2 separate regions of the Homo sapiens genome follow, and region 1 is linked to region 2. The links are chromatin contacts, found by Hi-C or POLR2A ChIA-PET in ENCODE. All regions are on one chromosome and are shown on one strand. Each heading gives the region's core, a stretch centred on a gene start or an enhancer-like site at or near the end of the contact. The rest is flanking DNA. Distances are from core to core; before and after follow the strand shown.

The links. Hi-C counts contacts between places; a loop is a spot of excess contacts on that map. ChIA-PET counts read pairs that join two places held with the same protein, here RNA polymerase II (POLR2A). Pooled maps may share reads with other maps.
Region 1: a map of gastrocnemius medialis shows a loop between it and region 2 (4-fold over the local background). The contact joins two enhancer-like sites. A Hi-C loop is called at or near these places in 1 of 168 maps with a recorded cell type or tissue (gastrocnemius medialis) and 3 of 50 pooled maps. POLR2A ChIA-PET finds 5 or more read pairs at or near these places in 2 of 52 experiments (A549 and activated CD8-positive, alpha-beta memory T cell).

Annotation. Positions count from the first base shown.
Region 1 is chr10:63,114,051-63,118,890 of GRCh38, reverse strand. No RefSeq gene overlaps it. Among named protein-coding and RNA genes, the nearest start is that of NRBF2, 17 kb to the left of the region's middle. Within about 2 kb of position 2,935, at least 21 of the 41 ENCODE cell types and tissues checked have a DNase peak (open chromatin) inside an H3K27ac peak, as active enhancers do; they include gastrocnemius medialis, where a contact is called at or near this core.
Region 2 is chr10:63,262,274-63,266,962 of GRCh38, reverse strand. JMJD1C (jumonji domain containing 1C) reads left to right here. Exons shown (of 26, transcript NM_032776.3): 3 at 2,199-2,312. Among named protein-coding and RNA genes, the nearest start is that of MIR1296, 110 kb to the left of the region's middle. Within about 2 kb of position 1,687, at least 24 of the 41 ENCODE cell types and tissues checked have a DNase peak (open chromatin) inside an H3K27ac peak, as active enhancers do; they include gastrocnemius medialis, where a contact is called at or near this core.

The sequences.
Region 1 (4,840 bases), core at 1,686-4,185, 150 kb after region 2:
GAAAAAGATGAACCTCCATTATGCAGTAGGAGAGGGAGTCCAGTGCACCTGCCACACATATGATGTTTGCAGACTGCCCAGTGAAGCCACCCAAGAGCATTCTTCTGTAGTCACAAAACCTACAAGGCCTGCCACAGAGACAGTAACAGGGACAACAGCAGGGTTGGGAGTAGCAGGGGCAGCAGCAGGCCCCAGAGTAGTGCTGGGCGCTTGGCTGCATCCAAGTCCACATGTCCAGAACAGATAGCACAGCAATGTCAGGGGCAGCCAGCAAGGGCCCAGGAGGAAAAGGAGCCAGGATGGTCACAGCAGGACCACCAGCGCGTCCTCAGTGGGTGTTAAATTAGCTGTGCGGGTGCTTCATGCATATCCTTGGAGAGCATGTCTAGCATGTGGCCAGGGGCTGCCAAGGGATCCCCAGAAGGCAGAACGAGTGTGGTGACTACAGTAGTAGAGATCACTAGCAGGAGTGTTGTGAAAACAGCAAAAGGGCCAGTAGGGAGATCTCTCCTTTCAATCTTATAGAGTAAAGGCTGCATCTGTAGGTCTGGATCTGAAAATAATAATAATAACAGAATAAAGGCTGCATAAATGAATGGGATGAGAGAGAGTTTCCCAGGTCAGTGCTGAGGTCCAGATGGAAAGATAGGAAGCAAGGGGAAGGTACAGAACATAGAACTCTAAATTAGAGAATCCTCCATTACAGGAGGTTATGTGAAGATAGCAGCAAGACAAATGAAGATAAGTAAATCTGAAAATTATCTTCCTGCCAGTCGTTAGCCATGAGACCATTAGAAATTTTAAAAAGGGCTAAGCATGGTGGCTCACACCTGCAATTCCAGCATTTTGGGAGGCCAAGATGGGAAGACTGCTTGAACCCGGGAGTTTGAGGGTGCGGTGAGCTATAATTGGGCCACTGCACTCCAGCCTGGGTGACAGAGCCAGAAACTGTCTCTAAAAAGTAAATAAATAAATTACAAAAAGAACAAGGGCAGAAGCAGCCCAGGAGGCACCAGCAACAGCTTCTCCACTCACAAGAGCTTCAGGCACCATCCCACCATAAAAGATTCTAGGACATTTCACCATTGGAATTGGGAAGCTGCTCTACAAACTAGTTCAGATTCTGCAAGTAAGATATCCAGCAGGATAGGCTCTTTCTTAAGCTACTGCAAAGCCAACACTACTACAAGACAGAACTGTGGCCCCACTACCTGGTAGAGAGAGGGACATGATGTCTAAGACAATAGAGGGCAGCAACCTGGGGGCTCTCTGGAGACAGCAGAGGGTAGCCAGGGGCTAGAGATCATTGTATCGGGATATGAGAACAGTGAGGTAGATGGTAATCTTTGAAACTGAGCCTGTTAAAGAAGAACTAGAGCAGGAAGCTACCATAGGGATCTGGACTTGGGGGAGTATCTTTTTTTTTTTTTTTGAGACGGAGTCTTGCTCTGTCTCCCAGGCTGGAGTGCAGTGGTGCGATCTCGGCTCACCGCAAGCTCCACCTCCTGGGTTCACGCTATTCTTCTGCCTCAGCCTCCTGAGTAGCTGGGACTACAGGCGCCCTCCACCGCGCTGGGCTAATTTTTTTTTTTTTTTGTATTTTTAGTAGAGACGGGGTTTCACCATGTTATCCAGGATGGTCTCGATCTCTTGACCTCATGATCCACCTGCCTTGGCCTCCCAAAGTGCTGGGATTACAGGCGTGAGCCACCGCACCAGGGCTTTTTTTTTTTGTTTTGTTTTTTTAAAAAGGGTCTCACTCTGTCACCCAGGCTGGAATGCTATGGCACAATGTTGGCTCACTGATAACGCGACCACCTGGGCTCAAGTGATCCTCCCATCTCAGCCTCCAAGTAGCTGGGACTACAGGCTTGTGCTATCATTCCTGGCTAATTTTTGTATCTTTTTTGGTAAAGATGGGTTTTTGCCATGTTGCCTAGGCTGGTCTTGAACTCCTGAGCTCAAGCAATCTGCCCATCTCGGCCTCCCAATGTGCTGGGATTACAGGTATGAGTCACCATGCCTGGCCTGTTTCCCTTTTTATATATGCACAAGAGTGATATAGGGTAAAAATATGCCCAAGTCTGAAGAACCAACCCCTTTCATTATATATAAAATAAAAATACTAAGTGGCAAAAACAAGGGCTTAACTTCAGAGAAAAAAAAAAAAAAAACAGTTTGCCAGCAGAGCCAGCATGTAAGCAATGGCCATCTTTCCTGTACTTAATAGGTGTGAGGGCCCATCATCCTTCTGCGTCATTCCCTGATATGAAAGGATCTGATAAGTCCTTCCCCATTTCCAACTTCATCATGAACAAAAGGGAAGACTGCCTTTAACTTTAAACAGAAACTAACTACAGTATAGTTTAGTTGTTTATTTTTAAGACTGGTGTTGACTAGTAAGCCCCATTTTGCTTCGGGCTGATTCAAGTGTTTTTTGAACAATTAAATTATTCTGTTTCCTGAAACTTTCAAATTATCCCTATTTCCCAATATTAATGGTTTGACTTTGTACTGTATAATACTTTGCACGTTTCCAAGCACTTACATGTACATTCCCTCTTTCAATTCTAACGGGCTCAAATTAGGGACTTGTCCAATGTCATAAAATTAATAAATGGCTGAGCTAGGTCTTGAATCTAGCTCTGTCTGGTTATAAACCCAGTTATTTTTCCACGACAAGCAGCTAAATATCTACCAGAATGACTGGATGTTGGTAATAATAGAAATAGAGGGTAACCCACTGCAATTACATTTGTTATTTTTGGTTTTCCTAGGTTCACAGTCCTGAGTACTAAGAGGTTCAGGCTAAAAAGAGAGTCGCTATTGTTAGTGACTCTATTCTCCTCCAGGGTATTTTCCAAGAACTATTCACAAACTAGACTGGGCAGGAACTGGCCATGTGAGAAGGGGGAGGGTAGCTGTGAGGTCAGCAGGCTCTAACTCCTCGGACTCTGAGCCAACTTGTCCAGTTGCTTCAGCCTGAGCCAGGGTGAACAAAGCCAAGTTAGGCAGGAGTCAGGCATTCTATTCAACCAAGTTCAATAGAGGAGAGTCCAAGGAAAGCAGAATTTCAGGGTAGTTTTTTATTCAGTAAGCTGACATTTGGGAAACGGCAGTCAAATAAATGCAGAAAGGCAATGATTCAATCGACTTTGTACTAAGTTAGTGTTTCTCAAAAAAGGAAGCTGAAGCGAACCCTCCAGAATCCTAATGTCCTTGGACCACTCAGCTTCTGGTGCACCAGTAGTGCTGCCTTTTTTCTATCTATAAAATATAACTTCAGCTGGGTGCTGTGGCTCACACCTGTAATCCCAGCACTTGGGAGGCCAAGGCAGGTGGATCACAAGGTCAAGAGATCAAGACCATCCTGGCCAACATGGTGAAACCCTGTCTCTACTAAAAATACAAAAATTAGCTGGGCGTGATGGCACGTGCCTGTAGTCCCAGCTTCTCAGGAGGCTGAGGCAGGAGAATCGCTTGAACCCGGGTGGCAGAGATTGCAGTGAGCCAAGATAGTGCCACCACACTCCAGCCTGGCGAATTTATATATATATATATATATATATATAACTTACCTGTTGATCTATGCTGGGTTGGACACAAGGGAAATCCCTTTTACCTACATTTTCTTTCCAGGCACTTCAGGACACTAAGACATCCTAATCAAATCCTTTCCATCCACTGTATTCACTACCCCCAATTATACAGACCTCAAACTTCCAGTTCCACCTCTTCCTCTGACCCTTTGACGGAAAATGCTAGTCAATCTGGACTTTATTTCAAATAGAGTGGTCACATACTGGGAAGGGATCAAGGGAATCATGAGATATTAGAAGATGGTAGAGTATCATGGCCTTAAGTAAAGGTCAGTGAGAGGACACTTAGAAATGATCTAAATCATAAGGCATAAATTCAGCAACTGCTCTTAAGTTTTCTTTCCTTTTCTTTTTATTTTTTTGAGACAGAGCCTCTCTCTGTCCCCCTGGCCGGAGTGCAATGGTGTGATCTCGGCCCACTGCAACTTCTGCCTCCCAGGTTCAAGCGATTCTCCTGCCTCAGCCCCCTGAGTAGCTGGGATTACAGGTGCCTGCCACCATGCCCATCTAATTTTTGGATTTTTAGAAGAGGTGGAGTTTCACCATGTTGGCCAGGCTGGTCTCAAACTCCTGACCTCAAGTGATCTGCCTTCCTCGACCTTCCAAAGTGCTGGGATTACAGGTGTGAGCTACCGTGCCAGGCCTCTGCTATTAAATTTTCTAAGAGAAATTTGCCTCCAGCCTCCTTTTAAAAGTATTTTCCACAGTTGCCAAGATTCTTCAATCCACTGTTAATCTATTTTGTTTCTCCTGTGTTCCATGCTGCCTGCTGCTGTCCCTCCTAAATGATACTAGCACAGAAGATATGTGTTTGACATCTTGGGAAGCCATATGAGGGCTTCAGGAAAGGGAAGGGTCAAGCCAAACAGCACAGGAAAAATAAGAATTTTACCATGAATTGAATTTTCTACCTTTCATTTTCACTGTATTCTTTATTTCTGTGGTGGTCTTTTAAAATATTTTCTCCACTCTTCTGTGGAAGGAAGGAAGGAAGAAAAAGAAAATATGACAAATACCTTTTACCTCTACCCTGACATGTTTTCATCATACGCTGTTGACACTCAGTCCAGAAGCAACTACGGGAAGAATGATGCAACCTCAGATGTTAGGACATCAGGACTGTGGCCAAAGAATTTTCACAACATACATGGAGCCTGGCCAGGCTTCAGCTTTGGCTAGACACAGGTTATTCTACACTGAGTTCTCCCTTGTCATTTCTAAAATCTGCAGGGCTCTGACTT
Region 2 (4,689 bases), core at 438-2,937:
ACTTAGAATAATTTAAATCATTGGTCGGCTTGTTGAAATTTACCCTTAGAACTCTGGCCTACCTTGAAAAGGAGAGCTCTCTTCAGAAGAATGTTTTTCATATTATAAAATGACTAGGTCTCATAGGAAATGCAAGCCACCTGTATTATTTGCGTAAGAAAGAGGCACTCCAGAAGGAGAACTTTACTTCTTTTTCAAATCCTACTTAATTGAATTGTATCTTTAGCCACTTAGATAATACCTTTTGTGGACCTTTTTGTTAACCTTCATGAGTTGACCTGATATGGTACTGTTTGAAAAGAAATAGATCATTTGATAATGTTCAAGGATTAAAAGTCCTCTTGAGAAGATGCCAGTGTTTTCTAGTTTACTTAAAAACTAAACTGACAGAGATATAATATGAAAAAACATTTTTTACAGTAGGGATCAGCCGAATATCCCTGTTTATGTTACATATTTCATGTCAATTGGTCACGTAGTGGTGGACACTTTTAAAGCCTAAATACAATAAATGCTCTTGAATTTCTTACAAACTTTTTGTCACTTAAGTAAAATAATAAATAGGATTTTATGAAATCCTATAGGATTTTATGTAATTGAAAAGTGTTAAATGATAACAGTAGAAGGAAATAGCTAAATAATGTGAGGATTTTCTATTTTGAAAATGTGATTTCTCACCCAAATAATAGTAATTTTGATAAATAATAGAGTGCTTAAAAGGTTAGCCTAGGATATGGGAGAGAGGATATTACTGTGACTAGATTTTCTGATCTTAAATATCGAAAATAAGTGAGAATATAAGAGAGTTTTTCCTGTTTTTTAATTAAGAAAATATTATTTGTAACTTCATGATGTAGATAGCATAGAAATAAGACTTGCTTAAATTTAATATTAAATTTTTAACTTTGAAACATTGTTACAGATTGCAGTGAGTCAACCTGAAATTCCTCTTAGGAATTTCTTAAATATAGAAATTAACTCCTTAAAAGCCACTCCAAACCAAACATCTTGAAGTTTTTCCCTGGAGTATGTTTATTGTTATTAACAAAATGTTATATATTTTTTAAGACAGAATAAGAGAAAGGGGAAACACAATGATTTTGAAATGCCTGGTAATTTGTACTGTCTATGCCAAAATCTTTGTTTTGTGTGGAAATATTAACACAAATTACCCTGTAGCTAGAAAGATTTCTCCATGTGATATAGGTAACTTAGAAATTGAGTTGATTATTAATTCTGTTTTCCGAACTTTTTTCCAGTTAAAAAATTTTTTTATAGTAAAGCAGCTGTGTTTTTAAAATGGTGGAATTTTGTTTTCATTTTCAAGTTTTTAGAACAGTACCATGAATATAAGACACTTGTATTTTATTTAATCTTCATCTACTTTGAAAGTGAGTGTGATAGTCATAAAGAAATTTATACATTGTATCCCTGTTTCCTTCCTCTTCCTACCCTGGCTCTGTCCCTGTCATCCCCACCCAAGATACGAGTTAAATCTCATATGTTAAAGGTATCTTCTTAAAGGAATCAAATGACCTTGGATTGACTTTTTTTAAAAGAAGTAGTGGAGATTTGGACTTGACTGCAAAGTAGAGTTTTGTGTAGTACTTCTTACCGGACTCTCTCTACTCCCTTCCTCCATGCTTCTCTCACCGAAGCTGCGGGATTTTTATCTGTGCTTGGTGCAGGGGCGGGGGTGGGAGTGCAAGGGGTGGAGTTAAAAGACCAGATACTTCCTGATCATTTAAAATCCTGCTTAATGTGAATGAGCTAGACAAAAAGTGTACATTGAAATAATAACTACTCTCTTTAATAAGAAATAATACAGTTAAAAAAAAAAGGTGGGGGTAAATAGCTCTACAACCCAGTTTACTGTTTCAAAAGCAATTTCTCTTTTTAAGCAGACATTTTTACACACATGCATATTTTATTACATCCCTTTTTAAAAGTAAACAGTTGGGACTTAGTATACTCAAATATGCCCATATCACATGTAGATCTAGTTTGTTTCTTTTAAATAAACACAGATACCTTATGGTGTAGATAAAAGCATTAGTTTATAATATGAAAATTAATATTAGGTACCCTAAGACTCTGTAGTGATAATGACATTGATACATTGTATTGGTGTGTGTTCCTTCATAATTTCAGGATACTACCCAGAAAATTATCATTAGAAATTTTTTTTTTCTTGGCAGACTTTCAAACCTCTGGTTGAAAGAAATATACCCAGTTCAGTCACTGCAGTAGAATTCCTTGTAGATAAGCAACTGGATTTTTTAACTGAAGATAGTGCCTTTCAGCCCTACCAGGTAAGAAATTTTAGATTACTTTTTAAAATTAAAGGTTAATTAAACTTTATTGATATTCAGACATTCTTTAAACAATATTCTTTAAATATCATTTCATCTAACTTCTAGTTGTGTGAAAAACCCAATGAATGCAGTCAGTTGATTTTGCTTATAGGATAAACGATTTATTAATTCAATTAACAATATATACTGAGAACCTACTATGAGCCAGGCAGTGTTCTGTTGCAAGGAATACAGAAGTAAACAAAATAAAGTATCTGACATTCTAAATAATCATTATTAGAAAATAATTGGTTAAATATTAGTATAAATTGTCTTCAATGCTAAACGTTAAGAATTGGGTAAATTAATATAATTAAATGAGATTAGTGTTTATGTATACCTATCAGTTTAGCATAATAGTTCTTTTTTTAAAGGGGAAATTTTTTTAGATTGTCAGTAATTGAATGATTTTATATATAAATTTCAGTTCTCCATTATTGCAATTTAAATACAAATACATTTAATTAGGAAAACATTTTCCAGTTGACTATTAGCTTTTAATTATGTGAAGAAACTCATCAAAAGTATTAAGCTAAATATTTTTTAAGATTGTTGAAATTACCAGTTAATTTTTTCAGGTATAAGTAAAGCTCACAGAATTGTGTGTGTGTGTGTGTGTGTGTGTGTGTGTGTGTGTGTGTGTGTGTGTATGTGTATTTTTTTTTTTTTTTTTTTCCGTGATGGAGTCTCACTCTTTCACCCAGGCTGGAATGCAGTGGCACGTTCTTGGTTCACTGCAACTTCCGCCTCCTGGGTTCAAGCAATGCTCCTGCCTCAGCCTCCAGAGCAGCTGGGATGACAGGCACACACCACCACGCCCAGCTAATTTTTGTATTTTTAATAGAGATGGGGTTTCACAATGTTGGCCAGACTGGTCTCGAACTCCTGACCTCAAGTGGTCTGCCCGCCTCGGCCTCCCAAAGTGCTGGGATTACAGGCGTGAGCCACCACACCTGGCCTTCATTTGTATATTTAGAGTTTAGGTTGAATTAAATGGATATATTATAGATTTCTTTTTACTCAGATGTTTTAAAATAATACAGTAATTGCATGGAAAGAAAGGATGAGTGAACCAGTTTAAATTTTTTCTAATGGAGTAAAAAGTTAATACTATTTTATTTCAGACTTGTTACTGTTTTTCAAAAATAAAATGTAGAGCTATTATTTCCATGGAGAGAACAAGAGCTTGTGTTAATGAGCAGTTATTTGTTGTGCATGGATTTGTAATACTTAGGGAATTAGAATAGTTCTCTTAGGTCCACCAAAATGAGATGTTAGTTCATTTAGTGTAAACATTATTTCATGTTTTGAAGTCTATATAGATGTGCTCTTGTCTTTCCACTTGATTTTTCTTGTTTCTTTAAAGGACCTAGTTTTTTTGTATTGTTAGCTTTTGTTCTTTGTTTATAATATTTATTTCATAGCAAATCCCAATTTAATAGTGGAGGTGTTGGAGCTTTTCCCTGGGGTTTTATTTTGTTAATTGTGAATACCATTTAGTTTACTACAGACCTTATCATTTCATTTCCCCCAGTCAGTTAGAGGGAGTTAGAGTAGGTGAATCTAGGTGAAATCAAAGGAACCTTCCAAATCTTAATGTTTTAATTCTGTGGTTGTATTATTAGCACTTTTGGAACCAAGTTTCAGCTTGGATTTGGTTTAGAGAAGTGAAATCGTTATGTAGAAATTACTTTTAAAAATAAACTCTTGCCAGGTGGCCTAAAACTCGACATGTTTTTGAAAATTACAATGATTGAAAGAATATGCTGGGGGAGAGTGGGGGGGGTACCCTAACTTTTTTTAAAACAGTTTGAGAGGCATAAGAGCTAAAGTCTTAACGCAGTTTAGTGAATTGTATGTTTGTCTCTGTTAGTAAGCTATTTAATCTGCTCTGCTAGTGTATATACTAAGTCACCCTCTGGCCTAGAAGGATGCCATATCTTCCAGAAGTGAAGTGATTGACTTGACATTTTAACCATTGTGTTTCTGAAAAATGTGAATTCCGAGTTCAAAGAAATCAGTAGGAATTAACATGAGAGCACTTGATTTGGGATCTAGCATACCTTAGTTTTAGAATTTCTTACGAATTTTAGACTAAGTGCTGGTTTATAGCAGAGCTTTTCTATGTGCATTTTTTATAGTTAGGGTTTTTAAATAAGATCAGGTTATAAATATAAAAATATTTTCTCCCATGTGTAAATGATAGACATTTATCTTATTTTGAATGAAAATTTACTACAGATACCTAAGATGGTTAAATTTATTTATTTAAATAAATCTTATGAAATACAGAAATGTTCTAGAAAGAAGAAAAAAAAATTTAGAGTTCGTGTAA